Regions from separate parts of the Homo sapiens genome. Here region 2 is linked to region 1. The links are chromatin contacts, found by Hi-C or POLR2A ChIA-PET in ENCODE. All regions are on one chromosome and are shown on one strand. The core of a region is the stretch at or near the end of the contact, and the rest is flanking DNA. Distances in the headings are between cores, read along the strand shown. Region 1 overlaps SIPA1L1 (signal induced proliferation associated 1 like 1). Region 2 overlaps SIPA1L1 (signal induced proliferation associated 1 like 1).

The links. A loop is a pair of places that touch in the nucleus more often than their neighbours do. ChIA-PET counts read pairs that join two places held with the same protein, here RNA polymerase II (POLR2A). Pooled maps may share reads with other maps.
Region 2: a pooled map of posterior vena cava shows a loop between it and region 1 (2.4-fold over the local background). The contact joins two enhancer-like sites. A Hi-C loop is called at or near these places in 2 of 37 single-sample maps with no recorded cell type and 3 of 50 pooled maps. POLR2A ChIA-PET finds 5 or more read pairs at or near these places in 4 of 52 experiments (GM12878, activated B cell, activated CD4-positive, alpha-beta T cell and 1 more).

Annotation. Positions count from the first base shown.
Region 1 is chr14:71,353,505-71,357,718 of GRCh38, reverse strand. All of the region lies in intron 2 of SIPA1L1 (signal induced proliferation associated 1 like 1), which reads right to left. Among named protein-coding and RNA genes, the nearest start is that of SIPA1L1-AS1, 34 kb to the right of the region's middle. Within about 2 kb of position 1,603, at least 13 of the 41 ENCODE cell types and tissues checked have a DNase peak (open chromatin) inside an H3K27ac peak, as active enhancers do.
Region 2 is chr14:71,527,732-71,531,470 of GRCh38, reverse strand. It overlaps SIPA1L1 (signal induced proliferation associated 1 like 1), which reads right to left. Exons shown (of 24, transcript NM_001386936.1): 4 at 2,101-2,159. Among named protein-coding and RNA genes, the nearest start is that of SNORD56B, 130 kb to the right of the region's middle. Within about 2 kb of position 1,495, at least 6 of the 41 ENCODE cell types and tissues checked have a DNase peak (open chromatin) inside an H3K27ac peak, as active enhancers do.

The DNA.
Region 1 (4,214 bases), core at 354-2,853:
TTGATGGCTCATGCCTACAGTACCAACTACTTGGCAGGCTGAGGCTAGAGAATCGCTTGAGCCCAGGAAGCAGAGATTGCAGTGAGCGGAGATCATGCCACTGCGCTGCAGCCTGGGTGACAGAGTGAGACCCTGTTTCAAAAAAACAAAAGAGCACCAGTGTTATCAACCAACAACTCCACTAAGACATCCTGACTATTACGTCAGGGCTCAAATCCCAGTATGGGGAATCCAGGAGCTTTTCCCAGTGTGGAGAAACCTGTGCTTTCCTAGAGAGTTTAGTGGGAAATGAATAGGCTATGAAATCAGGCGGCCTTACCACCAACCAGTTATACAGTCTTGAGCAAATCACTTCAGCCCCTGGGCTTTGGTTTCCTCAACTATAAAAATCAGGGTGTTGGACCATGTGATTTCGAAGTTCCTTATAGGGCTAACTCTCTTTCACACACACACAAAAAAAAACTTCAGATAAATAGCCATCTATTAAAAATTATAACATTAGCCAAGCACGGTGACACACAGTCCCAGCTACTCGGGAGGCTGAAGGGGAGGATCACCTAAGCTTAAGCATAGGAGTTTGAGACTGCTGTGAGCTACGATCACGCCACTGCACTTCCCCCTAGGAGACCAGAGTAAGACCCTGTCTCTAACACATAAAATTTTTTTAAAATTATAATAATGTCATGATTTGTAATTCTGCTAACCCACCATCAGATTCATATTAATTTCATTCTTCAATATTCTTCAAATAACTAATGAATTTATACTAACTGATTCATAAGTCTCAACTCTCTCTGATCAGAAAAACAAATTCACAAGAATGGGTCTTGACTTGCAGTGGTATTCACCAAGGATTAAAAAAAAAAAACCCTGGAATTTCTCTGTCTTTGGCTTTCCTATCAACATACCCCTGCTAGCTTAAATAGAATTTTAAAGTAACACAACCATAAAATATTCTTTATATCCCTCAGTGAAATAGTATTTGTTGTTGCTGTATTTTGTAGAGACATGGTCTCACTCTGTTGCCCAGGCTGGAGTACAGTGGCACCATCATAGTTCAGTGCAGCCTTGAACTGGGCTCAAGCGATCCTCCTGCCTCAGCCTCCCTGGTAGCTAGGACAACAGGTGTGCTTTTTTTTTTTTTTTTTTTTGTAGAGACAAGGTCTTGCTATGTTGCCCAGGCTGGTCTTGAGCTCCTGGCCTTAAGTAACCCTCCTGCCACGGCCTCCCAAAGTGCTGGGATCACAGGCATGAGCCACGTGCCTGGCCCAAAAAGTACGTTTTTAAATAGTAGGTTTCCTTAAAAGTTTCACTTAAAAGCTTATATTATTGATTACTATTATACTGCTTATAATTATAATTAACATTATATTATTTTAAATTGATACTGTAATAAGTATCTGTTATTCATGGAGCCCCAAATCATCTTTGTTATGTTTTCACTACTTCCTTACTGTGTAAACCTCACTTCCCAATATAGAATTTAAAAAAAGAAAGCAAATAAGCAAATTGGGGGTATACAAGCAGACATGTTAATTAGGTTCCACCAACCAGACATACCACATGGGGCTCCTTCAGAACGGTGTTATGTAGGGAAAGTGGAAGAAGGGGGGTGAGTCTTGCTTGGGTTCCTGGTTTGCAGCACCCTGACTTTATCAGTAGCAGCAGCTCCTCAGCAGGCTTGTTCCACAGTGCAGAACTGGCAACCATTCCCAGAAACTCAGAGTACAGTCTCTTTTGTCAGCCTGCCCAATCTGCTAAACTAGCTATCACCCTTAATAAATCACTTGCTGCTTACACTACTAGAATAACTCTTAGTATCTGTAACAAAAAACCCCAACCAACACTCATAGCAAATATTCATTTCATTATTTCCACATACAAGAGCTGAGATTGAAAAGAAAACAACACACAAAACATTCCACCATACAAGCCAAGAATTCTTTGTTTCAAGCCAGGGCTTATATTCACAATCAACACTTCGAACCTTCCCTTATATGTACTTTCTCATAAATTTCATCACCTCTGCCATGCAAGGAGAAGAAAATGGTTTTTGCCTAACTAATTTTCTATCAATAAAGAGTCTGATGACAGTAACTTGGCAAGATATTTGAGAAGAGGATACAATAAACATCATTTTCTATACCAGCTCAAGTTTATGGAGAATCCTGCAGTGTTAGGTAGCACTTTCAGAACATTCCCCAACTGCAGGCAAGGTGATCTAATGCCGTATTTGAATGCCAAAATGATCAGTACTTCGTGCCAAGGCATAACTTAATTCACAAAGCAGCAGTGAACTTTTCACTGATTTCCTCCATCCCTCAGGGTAAGATAATCACGTTAAAACCACAGACACATCAGGCAACTAAAATAGGACACTATTATCTAATACTAAAAGCAGACTGGAAGCACTGAGAAGTGATTATGCATGTTAAAATTCTCTTCTTGGTATAAAGATTAAGTCCTATACAATTACTTGGCAAAGACGGAAAAAGTAATCAGCGGTTAATAATACTGGTCCTTAAAGTGGCAACAGAATCTTACAAAGGACATTTGATATCTTTGACTAATACTGTCAAACTACACAAGGTACTTTTCAGGTAATACTCAAAGGCAAAACTTTATAAAGATCGCTTACACGTTTCTGAAGGCCCTTAATGACACTGATAATGATTCAGTGCATCTCAATGCTCTGCCAAAGCACAAGTATGCATTGTCTCGGCACAGTGATTCAAGACAAGTCTCACTAATGTTAGTGACCCCCGGGCCCTGGGTCTCCAGGCACTCAGCAAGCTCTCCCTTTGTCATCGCAGTACCTCACCTTGCCTCCTGCTCCCTGAATGGCTTTTATCAAACAATTTATAGTGCACTTAGCTTTAGCACTGATGGTGGGGAGAAAGGGAATATGCAAAAGTTAAAACATAAACTATATTCTTCCCTAAGAACAAAGCAAATCAACTTGCTTAGGAAAACTTAGAGCTTGGCTACTTCAAAAACATTTTAAAATTTCATAGAGAATGTCTGCAAAGTAGTTACTACGATGACTCTCAAGCTTTACTACAACTACACATGTACCATATGTGTCCTCTGATTGCACCTGGCACACACAGTCTTTTTTTTTTTTTTAAGAAATGAAGTATCGGGCCAGGCGCGGTGGCTCACGCCCATAATCGCAGCACTTTGGGAGGCCAAGGCGGGCAGATTGCTTGAGGTTAGGAATTCAAGACAAGCCTGGCCAACATGGTGAAACCCCCCCTCTACAAAAATATGAAAATTAGCCAGGTGTGGTGACGGGCGCCTGTAATCCCAGCAACTCAGGAGGCTGAAGAGGGAAAATCACTTGAACCTGGGAGGCAGAGATTCCAGTGAGCCAAGATGGCCACTGCACTCCAGCGTGGGCAACAGAGCGTGACTCCATCTCAAAAAAAAAAAAAAAAGAAACAAATGAAGTATCTCTAGGCCAGAAATGACACACGGCCTACTTTAATTTTTCGTTTATCATGTTTAGACTCTAATCGCAATCTTATTGCAAGATTAAGGATATGATGCTCATTTGTTAATAGTATCAACATCAAAGGATACATGCATAATACCACAAATCAGTGATTCTCAAAGCTGGTTTGCAAAACAATACCTGCATCTGTAGGTCCTCAGAGAAACGGGGAAAAAAAAATTGTTTGAGTATTTCATAAGGCTAAATTTATCCAATTTCAATGGTTGATCTTTATTTTGAAATTGTGTCTTTTCCTATTCTTTTGGTATTCGAATGGCCTTTCTTTATAAAATGCTGAAAAAAATTAAGATTACATCTGTAAAATACAAGCAGATGGCTGGCACTACTCCACATCTTCTGCACCTTCTGCCCGTCTCCAACTTCCCAATTCCCCTCTTTCCAGTTGCTCAGGCAAAAAATAAAAATAAATACTAAAATAATACCTAGTGCCATTCTTCTTTCTTCCACATCCCAGTTCCAGGCCATGAGTATATCCTTCAGCTTCACATTGAAAACCTACCAACAGTCAACTACCCCATTTATTGCCACCACCAGGTCTAGTCACCATAATCACTCCCTCAGACCACCCCCACTGCCTCTTAACTGGCTCCCTACTTCAGCCCCACTCCCAAAAGGCTATTCTCAACACAGCAGCCTAGCGACTCTGTTAAAACCTAGGTAAGACCAGGTCAATGCTGCGCTTAAAACCCTTCAGGAGTCC
Region 2 (3,739 bases), core at 246-2,745, 170 kb before region 1:
TAAAGGCACAACAAAGATTTCCAAGGAGGCTCCCAGATGACTGATACACAGTACTATTTCGAGGTGCAACCTGACAGCCAGTTCTTAGGAGTAGACCCCTCTTCTGTACTACTGCTACCAGTACAAAGTAACATAGTGACAAACTGACAAATTTAGAAAAAAAAAAAAAAGAAGTAAATTTTGTAGGCATAATGGCGAATTCTCACAATGCAGAAAAATGATGCCAGAAGCATCATTTGGACTACAGAATGAATAGAGCTATTTAAATGAAACAGCAACCAACACACTCTGAAAACCTCATTAATGACACAATTGATCTATAAGTATCCTGCACATTCCACACCTGCACAGGAGTGTAGAAGTAGATACAGAGAGTGAACTCAATGGTAGGCCAATTACCAGAGAAAAGTGCTTCGTATTAGTAGATAAGACAGAAAGCTATCAGCATGTTGGTTCAAACTCATTGACCATTCAAAACCTAAAACATTCTATCACAGATCACTAGGATACCCAATAATAGATCTTTTCACAAGTACCTAAGAACAGATTTATAGCCTCTTTCAGCGATCCTCAATTTATTCTAAACTCCCTTACGATTTTGAGTAATAAATGCACATAGCATCTACATTTACTCAAAGTTAAAAAGCATCCAAAAATCATACAATACACTATGTGGGAAGAACACAAACAAATGCATGGGAATAATAAAGACCAAAACCAGGATAGTGGCTTCTTGGGGATTAAGAAAGGGAACTGCTGTTAGAGAGAAATATCCTGGGTTTTTTAATGTTCAATGGAATTGGTAAACATTCGATTTCTCTATAGAGTGTTGAGGAGAGGTAACATGGATTTTGTTTTTCTGCTAATCAAAAAGGAGCTGGGGTAAGGATATTTGTGTTATGCCTTATATGCTTTTTATATTTGAAATATTCCTACTAATTTTTCAAGAACAAAAACAAGGAATTAGAAGGGTATAGACTGTTCTAAGAAAACACAAAGAACAAGTCTGCACTGCCAAATATGCACCTACCTATGCAAAGGGATGAGTCTGCCAGTATCCAAGACCCTTTTTAGCATTCACAGCACAAGTTGGTCGATCAGGACGCAAAACCTTCTGGGGGTGTGGGGGTGGGGTAGAATCTGAAAGTGATATATTTTATTCTCATGTCTTTGAATACTAAATCACTACCTGCTAACTGTTAAGAGTGAAGAGTATGCCAGTCAACACCAACACACTCTGCCAGTTTAATTTAATGGTATTATTTTGCCTTGCTTTGCAATTACTCCTACATTTCCCCAGGGAGAAACTAATGGATTACTAAAAATAAAATGGAGACTAAGTGAATCACTTAGGCTGTTTTGGCTCCTAACTCAAACTGGCTTAAATAAAAAGGAAATGTATTGGCTCAAATGCTTGGACGTCAGAGAAAGGGCAAGCTTCAGGGCTGGTTTCCTTGTGATTCTGGACTCCGTCCTCCACCCTGTGTGGCTTCTCACTCAGTCCGGAAGCCACAATGCTGCAGCTACACCAGACCTCACACCAGCGCACAACAACATCCAGAAGTAAGAGGCAGCTCTGTCCTAACCATGAGAAGCCTTCTGCCAGAAGCTCCAGGCAAACCCACATTGGAGCCACGCTGGGTAGAAAAGGATTACAGGACCATCTCTGAAACCATCCCCCTGGCCAGGTAACACTCAGCACTCACTGATGTAGCCAGAGTTCATGAGTCAATCATGGACAAGGCAGAAATGAGACTGCTCCTAATCAGGGCGAGCTGCAGTCAGTTCTTCAACCCCATAACATGAGGAATAGATGCAACGCATGATATGGATCCAACCCTAATGTTCAGTCAGTACTATTTACAGGCAATAGCCTGAGCAATACTGTATCAGAATACGAAATAAATCACTATTACACTGTATTTGTATATAAAGCTATAGATTCAAAAAGCAGATGACAAACGACTTCATCTCTTTGAGAAAAGTAGATTTTTTAAAATTTTGTTTCTATGTTTTCATTTCTCTAATCAGAAATTTAAACACAGAAAATCAACACTTTGTAAAGCAGGTAGGTCATAGGAAGTATGGCATAGTACTTACTATATTCTTGTGCCATGGCTACCGAAATTTAGACAACGTCCACACCAATAAGGTATAACCTGAAATAAAATTAGAAAAAAAACCTGGTTAAGTGCACAATAAATTTCACTAAAATACAATAGCTGTATAACTTACACAGGTCTTATCTTTGTTCTAGAAGAGGCAAACCAGCCTTTCTAAGGTAAATAGTTGCTTTTAAATTAGACATTAGAGAAAAATGTCTCTAGTATTATCATATTTCTTTCTTTTTTTTTTTTTAAGATGGAGTTTCACTCTTGTTGCCCAGGCTAGAGGGCAATGGTGCGATCTTGGCTCACCACAACCTCCACCTCCCAGGTTCAAGCGATTCTTCTGCCTCAACCTCCCTAGTAGCTGAGATTACAGGCGTGTGCCACCACGCCCAGCTAATTTTGTATTTTTAGTAGAGACGAGGTTTCTCCATGTTAGTCAGGCTGGTCTCGAACTCCTGACCTCAGGTGATATGCCCGCCTCAGCCGCCCAAAGTGCTGGGATTACAGGCATGAGCCACCGCGCCCGGCCTGTCTGTAGTATTATAATATTTCTAAATATTTTTAAGGTCACATGCATCTTTGTAGAGCTGACCATAACAAACCAAAACAAACAAAATACCTTTTTATCAAGTACTGTTGCCCTGGACTGCTATTTATAAAGCTGAAACAAAAAGGGGAAAAAATAGAATTATTATTTTTCTCTTTTTGAGATGGAGTATCATTCTGTCACCCAGGCTACACTGCAGTGGCACAATCTTGGCTCACTACAACCTCTGCCTCCCAGGTTCAAGCAATTCTCCTGCCCAGCCTCCCGAGTAGCTGAACTAGAGGCGCGCACCATCACGCCCAGCTAATTTTTGTATTTTTAGTAGAGACAAGGTTTCACCATATTGCCCAGACAGGTCTCGAACCCCTGACCTCAGGTAATCCACCTGCCTCGGCCTCCCAAAGTGCTGGGATTACAGACGTGAGATACTGCGCCCAGCTGAAAAATAGAATTATTAAACAGACCTCAAAAATCATGTAGTCTACTCACTACAAGACACAACTAACCTGTTCAACCCAATGCAATTTAAAGCTAGATAAATAAGCTTCGATTTCTAAATTCCTTAACTTGAAGATCTGAGGAGACAGTTCTCAGGAGAAAAAAATGCAAAAATATGATTCCAATATCTGATACTGCATCATCTTACTTAGTAAAATCTATGAATATTCAGCACACTATGGAGTGCTGAACAAACACACCCACAGAACTTGAGATTTTTAAGATGCTGGAATTGCTTTTAATATTCAAAAGGGAAAGATAATAGCCGGTACAATGGCTCACGCCTGTAATCCCAACTACTCTGGGGACCCAGGCACGAAAATCGCTTGAACCTGGGAGGCGGAGCTTGCAGTGAGCTGAGATTGTGCTGCTGCACTCCTCCAGCCTGGACGATAGAGCGAGACTCGGTCTCAAAACAAAAAAAAGGAAAGATAAGAACTCTGTCCTTATCCAAACCTCAGACCACATAACTATATAACAAACCACACTTTCAATTAAGAGGGACTGAAAAACATGAAAGTCTAACTAAGCTTTAAGACAATTAAGTTTCCAGGTAGTATGATGACAAGGCTGAGGATCACTG